Linked DNA regions of Homo sapiens: region 1 is linked to region 2. A link is a loop called in an ENCODE intact Hi-C map of the cell type or tissue named here. Cell type or tissue: dorsolateral prefrontal cortex. All regions are shown on one strand. Links, peaks and the distances in the headings refer to the core of each region. The heading gives the core; the rest is flanking DNA. Region 1 has its middle 5.6 kb from the start of LINC01705. Region 2 has its middle 19 kb from the start of LINC02257.

Region 1 (5,387 bases), core at 148-5,147, 67 kb before region 2:
ATCCACACATACTCACACATACGTATACATGAAGCACTTCTAAAATAGTATTTTTGAGTACAGAGTCAACTCATAGTGACCTAAGTAATCCAGCAAGGCCCTACAGAGAGCTATGTCAATGATAGACAATTAGCACAGCAATTTTTAAAATAATTAATTGTCCTTTTAAAGTAGTTGAAATTGGATTTTTAAAATTTGCCTCTTCAGACTAATTTATGTGTGCAAATTGCATTACTTCTAAAGAAAGGGCTTGTTAGCCAACATTTTGTAGGGTTGCATGCTTGAGTACTAAACCTGGTGTGTGGGTTTCCTTGATTTTTTCCACGCAAAATGTAATTTGCTGTATAAAAGGAATAAGACATTTTTTTCCTTATTCCCTAAAATATTTCTAGGCTGGGTGCAGAGGAAGAACAAATCCTGTATAATTGCTTTAAATAATTGTTTGAAAACCTGAATGGGGTTTCAGTCTGGAAATAGCTCCCATAAAGAATCAGAGAATTCCTGGACATTTATGTATATTTATATGTTTTAGACCAGCTCCATCCAATATAACTTTTGTGTTGTGGAATTGTTCTATATCTACACTGTCCAATGTGGTAACCACTAGCTTCATGTGTTTATTGAACACTTGAAATGTGCCTAGTACAACAGAAGAGATAAATTTTCAAATTTCATTTCATCTTAACTTATTTAAATTCAAATTTAAATGGCCACATGTGATTAGTGACTACTGTATTGGACAGTGTATCTTCAGACACTTGACCCAGAGCAACCTTGAGCCTGAGTGATCTGACAGCCTGGGAACGTTGCTTCCTGGCCTGGCTGTGGAGATGTTTGCCTGTCTGTGATGTAGACCTCACTCTACCCTGCTGTACCTCTCTTGCCTCTGCACACATGAAGGATCAGAAGTCCAAAAATGGCATGTGGCTTTTAAACATTTTTAGATTAGGTAACTTTGTGCAATTCCTTTAGGATTCCTTGGATTCTTAAAATTTGCTGGGCCCTGGGGTAGTGCACCTCAGTGTGAGGTGGTTTCACAGACAGAAAAGTCTTGCCAGGGATCCTAAGATCCCTCCTTGGACCTCCCTGCCCCCTACTTTTCCTGCCTTCCCAGGTCACAATCTCATTTCCTTTGGCTGTGATATTAGTTCTTTGCACTCTGGGAGATCTATTTTATTTAGGTTTCTTGACTAGACATTTTGGATGTATTTTAGGAAGGCAAATGGTCTTCTCCCCCTTGTCACATTTGGTGAAAATTAAAAGGACAGAAAATCATCAGGACTCTTAGAAAACATGAAAAGAGGTTAGATTCCATAGTAACCTTAATACTCCTTAATTTGGAGTCCTTAATACTCCAAATCACCCCAACTCCAGCTAGCAAAACTGAGACTTGGTGTTCTCCAATCCCCAGTGAGCTAGAGTTTAACCCACACAAATCTAGAAGACTCCTTTCCAGCAGATGGATCCTCAGCACATTTGCATTGAAGTCACTACACACAGAGTCAAGGTTTAAGTAATTCCAGGTGCTGGGAGAAGAAGATTAAAGACAAAGTCAGAGTTGGAAACATCCCACTCCTCACTGGCACCTCAGCACAGAGTGAATGTAATTTAATGTTGTGTTTAATTTAATTCGGTTCATGACTTTGAAATAATGTGTCTCATATTTAAAAATAAAAGTCATTACTACATAGTAATGTTACTGACTTTTATATAACTGTGTAAGAACATAAACATCAAAATGAATTTTCCTCTTCTAAATGGACAACTCAGGAGGGGAGCTGCTTATTTCAACAATAGTGCCCTTGCTAAGCCACTCTTAGATCTATCTTCTGGGTGTATAGTAAACACATCTTTTCAATACTCTTCAAAATATTAAATCAACTTCACTATTCGATGGTGGATTCTATCTGGAGGAGTGGCAGATGGTTATAAAGATTACATGGAATCACAGATAGATTTAACTTATTTTCTTTTTTTTATTTTTGAATACCCAAGATTCATTCAGAGTCACTTAGGTAAGAAAAGCTGGATGATAAAACTGGGTAGCACAACTTAGGCCAAAATCTTCATGTCATTTAATCTTCCCAGCAACCACACAACATAAGTGTAAAGGTGTTTCTGAAACACAAGGGGTTCTGTCTACGAACTGCTGCTCACCGTAAGGAAAGCCAATCACTGAGACAACAAGTATTGCCAAGGAAGAAGGCTTTAATCAGGTGCTGCAGCTGAGGAGATGGGAGATCAGTCTCAAATCCATCTCCCTGACTGACTAAACCAATGCATTTTGATGTTTATATTCTTACATGGTTATATAAATATATAAATGTTACTATGTAGCGCCTGATTGAAGCCTTCTTTAATACCTATTGTCTCAGCTTATATAGCAAGGAAGAAATGTCACCATGTGTGGGAAAACAGGAATTAGGGATGGGTAAGGAAGAGGAGTTGGTCAACAGAGAGCAAGTCCTTGGTTAGTCAACCATGACGGGTAGGAGGTCTGATGACTCATTGTCCAGATGCAGTGATCTGGTGAGTTTCAGCTCCTTAATACTGTCTGGGAACACTGATGGTTGGTTTCCTGAGAAATGAACTCAAATAAGGCAAATATAACCTCAAGTTTAAAACTGGGAGGATCAATTTCTATGTTTATTCAAAGAAACCATAAACATCAACTCTATGGGACTGATATGGTTTGGCTGTATCCCCACCCATATCTCATCTTGAATTCCCATGTGTTGTGGGAGGCACATGATGGGAGGTAATTGAATCATGGGGGCAGGTCTTTCCTGTGCTGTGCTCATGATAGTGAGTAAGCCTCACAAGGTCTGATGGCTTTATAAGGCTAAGTTTCCTAGCACAAGTTCTCTTTGCCTGCTGCAATCCATGTAAGATGTGACTTGTTCCTCCTTGCCTTCTGCCATGATTGTGAGGCCTCCACAGCCATGCGGAACTGTAAGTCCATTAAACCCTTTGTCCTGTATAATTTACCCAGTCTCATGTATGTCTTTATCAGCAGTGTGAAAATGGACTAATACAGTAAATTGGTACTGGGAGTGGGGTGCTGCTGAAAAGATATCCCAAAATGTGGAAGTGACTTTGGAATTGGATAACACACAAGGTTCGAACAGTTTGGAGGGCTCAGAAGACAGGAAAATATAGAAAAGTGTGGAACTCTCTAGAGACTTGTTGAATGTCTTTGACCAAAATGCTGATAATGATATGGACAATGAAATCCAGGCTGAGGTGGTCTTAGATGGAGATGAGCAACTTGTTGGGAACTGAAGCAGTGGTGACTCTTGTTATGTTTTAGAAAAGAGGCTGGCAGCATTTTGCCCCTGCCCTGGAGAATTGTGGAACTCTGAACTTGAGAGAGATGATTTAGGGTATCTGGTGGAAGAAATTTAAGCAGCAAAACATTCAAGAGTTTACTTGGGTGCTGTTAAAGGCACTCAGTTTTAAAAGGGACATAGAGCATAAAAGTTCAGAAAATTTGCAGCCTGACAATGTGATAGAAAAGAAAATTCCATTTTCTGGGGAGAGATTCAAACAGGCTGCAGAAGTTTGCATAAGTAACGAAGAGCCAAATGTTAATCACCAAGACAATGGGGAAAATGTCTCCAGGGCATGTCAGGGACCTTTGCAGCAGCCCCTGTCATTACAGGCACAGAGGTTTAGGAGGAAGAAATGGTTTTGTTGGCTGGGCCCAGGGTCCTTCTGCTGTGTGCAGTCTAGGGACTTGATGCCCTGCATCCCAGCTGCTCCAGCTGTGACTAAAAGGGGCCAAGGTACAGCTCAGGCTGTCGCTTCAGAGGGTGGAAACCCCAAGTCTTGGCAGCTTCCATGTGGTGTTGAGCCTGTGAGTGCACAGAAGTCAAGAATTGAGGTTTGGGAATGTCTGCTTAGATTTCAGAGGATGTATGGAAATGCCTGGATGCCCAGGCAGAAGTTTGCTGCAGGAGTGGGCCTTCATGGAGAACCTCTGCTAGGCAGCGCAGAAGGGAAATGTGGGGTCAGAGCCCCCACACAGAGTCCCTACTGGGGCACTGACTAGTGGGGCTGTAAGAAGAGGGCCACTGTCCTCCAGACCCCAGAATGGTAAATCCACTGGCAGCTTGCACTGTGGACCTGGAAAAGCCACATACACCCCCACTGTATCTAGGAAGTAACTAACCTGCTTTTAATTTTACAGGCTCATAGGTGGAAGGGACTTGCCTTGTCTCTGATGAGACTTTGGACTGTGGATTTTTAAATTAGGTGCTGAAATGGGTTAAGACTTTGGGGGACTTTGGGGAAGGTATGATTGGTTTTGAAATGTGAGGACATGAGATTTGGGAGGGGTCAGGGGTAGAATGACATGATTTGGCTGTGTCCCCACCCAGATCTCATCTTGAATTCCCATGTGTTGTGGGAGGGACATGGTGGGAGGTAATTGAATCATGGGGGCAGGTCCCCAGCCATGTGGAGCTATAAGTCCATTAAACGCTTTTTCCTTTTAAATTACCAAGTCTCATGTATGTCTTTATCAGCAGTGTGAAAGTGGACTAATACAAGGACAACTGGGTCAGTTTTAAAGGCAGAGAATCCACTCTCCCAGGTGCTAACCTAAGCAAGCTGAATGCTGATTGGGCCATGGTGCCAGCAGATGAGTCCCTGCATATGGAAATGGTTATTAAACATAGTGGTGCTGCTCTGCTTCTCCCTATAGGTGACAGGAAGGGTAAGAGGGCCTGGCACTTTTTTGCTGAGTTGGAAGCTTGGCTGCCTTGCTTTTCTCTTGTCTCTCTCTTGCACTCATACTGCTAAACCAGTTTCTGTCTTGCTACCTCAGGGCAGGCCTAGTCAAACCTGACCTGCAGACATCCTCTTCTGTTCAGTCTCTTTTCTTCATCTGGTTGGTAGAGGGTGAACAGATCCTGGGATGTGGCTTTGGACTTGGAATAGCAGAACAGGATGGGATAGTTCCCCCCTTAGGATGCCAACCTTGACTACATGATAAAACTCGCCTTATCAGATTCTTCTGGTTGAATTCAGAGGCATAGGTTGTGTTTACAGTAAAGTGTTCATTTGCTTCCCTTTGATGCTTTGTATGTGCAACTGTCTTGGGAAGTGGGGAGAAATTATCTTGTTCTGCTGTTAATAGCCCTTTAATCATGACATCGTTTCTAGTGGCATTGTCTTTGAGATTTTATAGAAGTATAAATGGATACTTAGAAAGGCTATGTGGCTTGCCTCAAGTCTTAGATTATGAACTGGGATTAGAATAGGGTCTACTGGAAGTGGTGGGCTAGAGCTGGCTGGCATCAGCTTCTGAGAACTTATTATCATCATTTCTTACAACTCCATGTGCAGTGATGTCATATTGATTTCTTGAGATGAGCCATGATTGG
Region 2 (5,387 bases), core at 151-5,150:
ATATATTGCATCATAGCAATATTTCAAAGGAGACAAACATATGGTAATTTCAACAAATGTCAAAAAATATAGGATACGATGCAACATATTTCTTACAGATGAAAAAGAAACCTTTAGAAAACTAAGAATAGAATATTTCTATAGATGATTAAAAATAAGCATCATAAAACACCAGCCAGCATAATGCTTAATCGTGGAGCACTAGGGACAATCCCAATTAAAACTGGGAAGCTGACCAGAATTTCTGCCACTGCCATCATTATTTCACGTTCTTACCAATGAACATACTGTCCAGCACAATGTGGTATAAAATGGAAAGAGGATGCATGAATATTTTAAAAGAGGACAAAATTATCATTATTTGCAGATGACATAATTAAATACAAAGAAAAATCAAGATAATTCAACTGAAAAGCTCTTAGAATTAATGTAATTTCAGAAGTGAGGCAATAAAAAGTAAAATTATGAAAGGATTTTTTTTCTATAAGCAAATAATAATTAGGATAATTAGTAGGAAAAAAACTTTCATAGTTTCTTTCAGAATAACAACAAAAATCTAGGTCATTGCAATAACTCTAATGAAATACATGTGGAGCTTTTCTGAAGAAGTTTTAAAACTTACCTAGAGCTGTAAAAGTCAACATCAACAAAGAGATAGACTTATCATATTCTTAGATGAGATAAATACTTTGAAGATATTAATGGTCCCTGGATTAACTTTTAGGCATAGTATTATTTCAAGGGAAATCTCAATTTGGGGAGATAATTTGGTAAAATGATTCTGAAGTTCATCTCAAAGAGTAAACAGGTAGGAATAACAAAAAGTATTTTGCAAAAGAATAGTAATACTAAGGGAGAAGACTTAACTTACGAGATTTTTAAATGCTTAATGACGATTTTGCCATCAAAACAGCATATACATCAAGGTAAATTTCAAAATATATCCCATATAGGCCCACTGTCCTTTGTCTTAAATTCTTGGGGTTACATATGTTTGTGAATTTAAAATTTGAATTTCAGAAAGGTAATTTGGTTATATCCTAAATATTACTGAATACTTCATAGACCTCAGAACCCAGTGGGGTCAGGACCAGTACTACATAAACAAACATATTGATATTTCTGTAATGAAACTCAGTAGGACACATAAAAACTACAAACAGCCTCCAACTGATTCAAGTCATATTTTGTTCCCAAGTGAACGTTGGCACGAAACTCATGAAAAAGAAAAAAAAATGTGCTTTTTAGAACTTCGCTAATTTTGAAATTTTGGATTGCAGATCATGGGCCTTTATGTATGTCATAGGCTGTACTCCCTGGAAGCTGACTCTGATATGGAGATTAGGTTGTAGGACTTTGTATTAGTCAGTTCTCATGCGGCTATGAAGAAATATCCGAGACTGGGTAATTTATAAAGAAAAGAGGTTTAATTGACTCACAGTTCTGCCTGGCTGGGGAGGCCTCAGGAAACTTACAATCATGGCAGAAAGCACCTCTTTACGGGGTGGCAGGAGAGAGAATGAGTGAAGAGTGAAGTGGGGGAAAAGCCCTTTATAAAACCATCGGATAGCATGAGAACTTACTCACTATCATGAGGACAGCATGGGGGAACTGCCCCCATGATCTAATCACTTCCCGTGAGGTCCCTCCCTCAACATATAGGGATTATAATTTGGATTACAATGCAAGAGGAGATTTGAGTTGGGACACACAGCCAGACCATATCAGACATTCATTAGGGAGTGTGCTTGGGGTGAGCATGGAAGGAGAGGACAGAAGTGAAATTGAGCACAGAGATAAGTTGAGCTGTGATTCAGTCCCAAGAAAGGCTGCAGCCACACACCACATAGGGAGCTGTGGGGCTTAGAAGGTCATTTAGATTCTTTTTCAGGCAGATTTTTTTTTTTTTTTCTGCAGAGTCAATCCCCAAAGAACTGGCAGCTGAGAGCTGTCTTCTAGCTGCTGGAGAAACAAAGTCCTTCATTCCTGAAAGGGAGTTTGGGGTATAGGCCAAGACACCCATGATGTGTGTGGGGATCTAATACATGATAAGGAAAACCACACACAAATGGATTAGTCAGCAAACAGTTTGGGGAATGATCGCCAGTTAAATCTTCACCTCGTGCTACATGTAAAATAAACACAAGATGAATTATCAAGTTAATTACAAAAAATAAAACATCTCAAAATACAAATAAATATTCTCCTGTCTTCAAAGTGGAGAAGGAATTATAAACAAAAAGCATGGAAGAAATTACAAGGTAAAAGCAAAGATTTGAATACAAGTAAATTTAAGGGGTTCTTTTTTGTTTTTTGTTTTTGTTTTTGTTTTTTCAGATGGAGTCCCACTCTGTTGCCCAGGCTGGAGTACAGTGGTGAGATCTTGGCTCACTGCAACCTCTGCTTCCCGGGTTCAAGCAATTCTCCTGCTTCAGACTCCTGAGTATCTGGTATTACAGGCACACATACCATGCCTGGTTAATTTTTTTGTACTTCTAGGACAGACAGGGTTTGGCTATGTTGGTCAGGCTGGTCTTGAACTCCTGACCTCAAGTGATGTGCCTGCCTTGGCCTCCCAAAGTGCTGGGCTTACAGGCGTGAGCCACCGTGCCCAGCCTAAAACTTTTTAATGTTGAAATCATTAGCAAAATTAAAAGACAGAAAACATGTAGAAAAAATTTGCAGCATAGATAGCAAAGGATTAATATACATATGCATGTATATATATATCTCATATAAATCTCATGAAAGCTCATATAAATAAATAAGAATATTTCACTAGGAAAGAAAAATGGGCAAAGATTATAAATAGAGCATTCTATAAACATACACAGAGTTTTCAACCACACAAAATAAACTCAAGAAAATTTCAATAAAACTTTGTTATCACTTTTTTTTTGCATATATAAAGTTCCAAACATTATAAAACATGACAGGTTTTGGCCAGGTGCAGTGGCTCACTCCTGTAATGCCAGCACTTTGGGAGGCCAGGGTGGGTGGATCACTTGAACTCAGGAGTTGGAGGCCAGCCTGGGCAACATGGCAAAACTCTGTCTCTATGAAAAATACAAAAATTAGCTGGGTGTGTTGGCAAGCGCCTGTAGTCCCAGCTACTTGGGAGGCAGAGGTGGGAGTATGGCTTGAGCCCAAGAGGTAGAAGCTGCAGTGAGTCATGATTGCTCCACTGTACTCCAGCCTGGGTGACACAGTGAGACTGTCTCAAAAATAAATAAATAAATAAATAAATAAAATAAAACATGACAGTTCTTACTGTTGTGACAGCCAGTAGAAGTATAAATTGTTGCCACTTATCTAGAAAACTATTTGACAATTTATTTAAGAAACTTAAAAATCTTTGTATACCTTTATCCTGAAATTCTTTTTGTAAGGAATCTGCTGAGGAAAAACACAGCAGTTCAAAGAACTATTCACGCAAGAGGGTTTTCATTGCTACATTATATAAGATAAGCAAAGGGTTAGAAACACTCTCTCAATAACAAAGAAATGCTTAATAAATTGTTGTACACAGATGTAATTAAATTATTATGGAGACATTAACATATAACATTAAAAAAACTAAATGACAAGAACATGCTTACAAAATTGTTAGAAAATGTAAGATATGAAACTATATACAATGACATCTATCTTATCTCTATTTATCAGAAAGACAATACAAATAATATGCCAAAGCATTAATAGTGCTTATCTCTGGCTGGGTGTTACAGTATAACAAGTCTACATTTTCTTTTGTATACTTCTACTATATTTTCCAAATACAACCATGTAACAAACATGGTAGCAAAAGGTAACAAACATGTTACCTTTATAATAAAAGAGAAATCAAAGTTTATCTAGGCCAGGAGTGGTGGCTCATGCCTATAATCCCAGCATTTTGGGAGGCTGATGTGGGAGGATCACTTGAGGCCAGGAGTTCAAGGCCAGCTTGGGCAAAATAGTGAGATCCTTCTGCTACCAAAAATAAAAATAAAATATTATAAAATAAAACATGCAGAATTGTGTGATCTGTAGTCTTATACAGTAATGTTCAACCTTTTATGAACAGAACAAGCTTTGTATAATATCTTTTTTTTTTTTTTTTTTTGAGACCAAATCTCTGTCACCCAGGCTGGAGTGCAATGGCACGATCTAGGCTCACTGCAACCTTTGCCTCCTGGGTTCAAGTGATTCTCTGGCTTCAGCCTCTCAAGTAGCTGGGAATACAGGTGCCCCCCCCGCCCCCACCACACCTGGCTAATTTTTGTATTTTCAGTAGAGACGGGGTTTTACCATGTTGGCCAGGCTGGTCTCGAACTCTCCTGATCTCAAGTGATCTGCCCACCTCAGCCTCCCACAAGCTTTGTATAATATCTTGACTCAGCTCAAATTTACATTTAAACTCACCTGAGACACCCATGCCACATGTCTCCACCAACTGATAAGGGGTAATTGAGCATGAGGGGCTTGTTAGAGACCAGATTGCTAGTGGAGTGGGCAGGGAGCATAGCAGGACATGAGTCCTAGGGAAATGGTCACAAATAGCCCTGAAGCATCCTCTTACCCATTTTCATTCCAGAAAAGCTGGCCTGGCCAGGCTGCAGAATCAGAGGTGCATATGGGCACACAGTGGCTCCCCTATCTGTGAGGTCTAATTCCATCTGGTAAATGTCCAAGGGGGTTTCCTTAGTGCAGAGCCACCTGTAGGGTGAATCAAGGTGACAGCAGAGCCCAGAGGAGGGGCCATGCCCTCGTCACTGCTGGCTGAGCCACTCTTGACCCAAGGTACTGTGACCCTTCTTGGTTCTGAGTCCCTCAGTCTCCTAAAATCTCTAGCAATTATCTTTTCTTTTCTTACTGCAGCCTCCACTCCTGTCCCTGGGCATGTCCTAAACACTGGCCATTGTAGTATTAATCGCACAAACCAAGCAAGTCTAATTTACAAAACAAGCCATTGCTTAGTGGAGGAGACTCGGCCAATGTGCACATCGCAGCATCAGTCCCTATTTTTCACAAACTAACCCAGTTAACCCAGTTAACTTCTCTCTGCCCATCCTGCTAACTAGATAATGGATACTCAGTGAGTGCAGCCCTAACTAAACATTAGATTGTTAGTCAGACTGGAATGTTCCTCCGTCACATACTTGAACAGTGTTTTCAGTTTGGGGTTATCCACATGATCCATTTCTCATTATCACGGACGACAAAGACCCAACTGTGTTCATCAGCATATGAACATTACTCACACACACTCATTTCATAAGCAAGAAAACACAGAGAAAGGAGAAAAAAAAAGATTAAAATAAGTGCAGTAAGGAGTGGGAGGCTTGGAGAATGAATCAAATAAGAGATTGTTATAACTGGAAGAGACCTTAAAGGGAAGTCTGTTC

Evidence for each region. Peaks named below come from ENCODE experiments on the same cell type or tissue, not always from the same donor. Only the 100,000 strongest peaks of a DNase experiment are listed, where the experiment ranks them.
Region 1: a loop joins it to region 2, with 2.2 times the contacts of the local background. A loop is called at or near these places in 1 of 110 quality-filtered maps.

The regions. Positions count from the first base shown.
Region 1 is chr1:222,062,250-222,067,636 of GRCh38, reverse strand. No RefSeq gene overlaps it. Among named protein-coding and RNA genes, the nearest start is that of LINC01705, 5.6 kb to the right of the region's middle. In dorsolateral prefrontal cortex, for the core only: no CTCF peak of the experiment used is centred there; no DNase peak of the experiment used is centred there.
Region 2 is chr1:221,994,931-222,000,317 of GRCh38, reverse strand. No RefSeq gene overlaps it. Among named protein-coding and RNA genes, the nearest start is that of LINC02257, 19 kb to the right of the region's middle. In dorsolateral prefrontal cortex, for the core only: no CTCF peak of the experiment used is centred there; a DNase peak (open chromatin) is centred at 3,097; H3K4me3 peaks cover 426 bases; H3K27ac peaks cover 1,860 bases.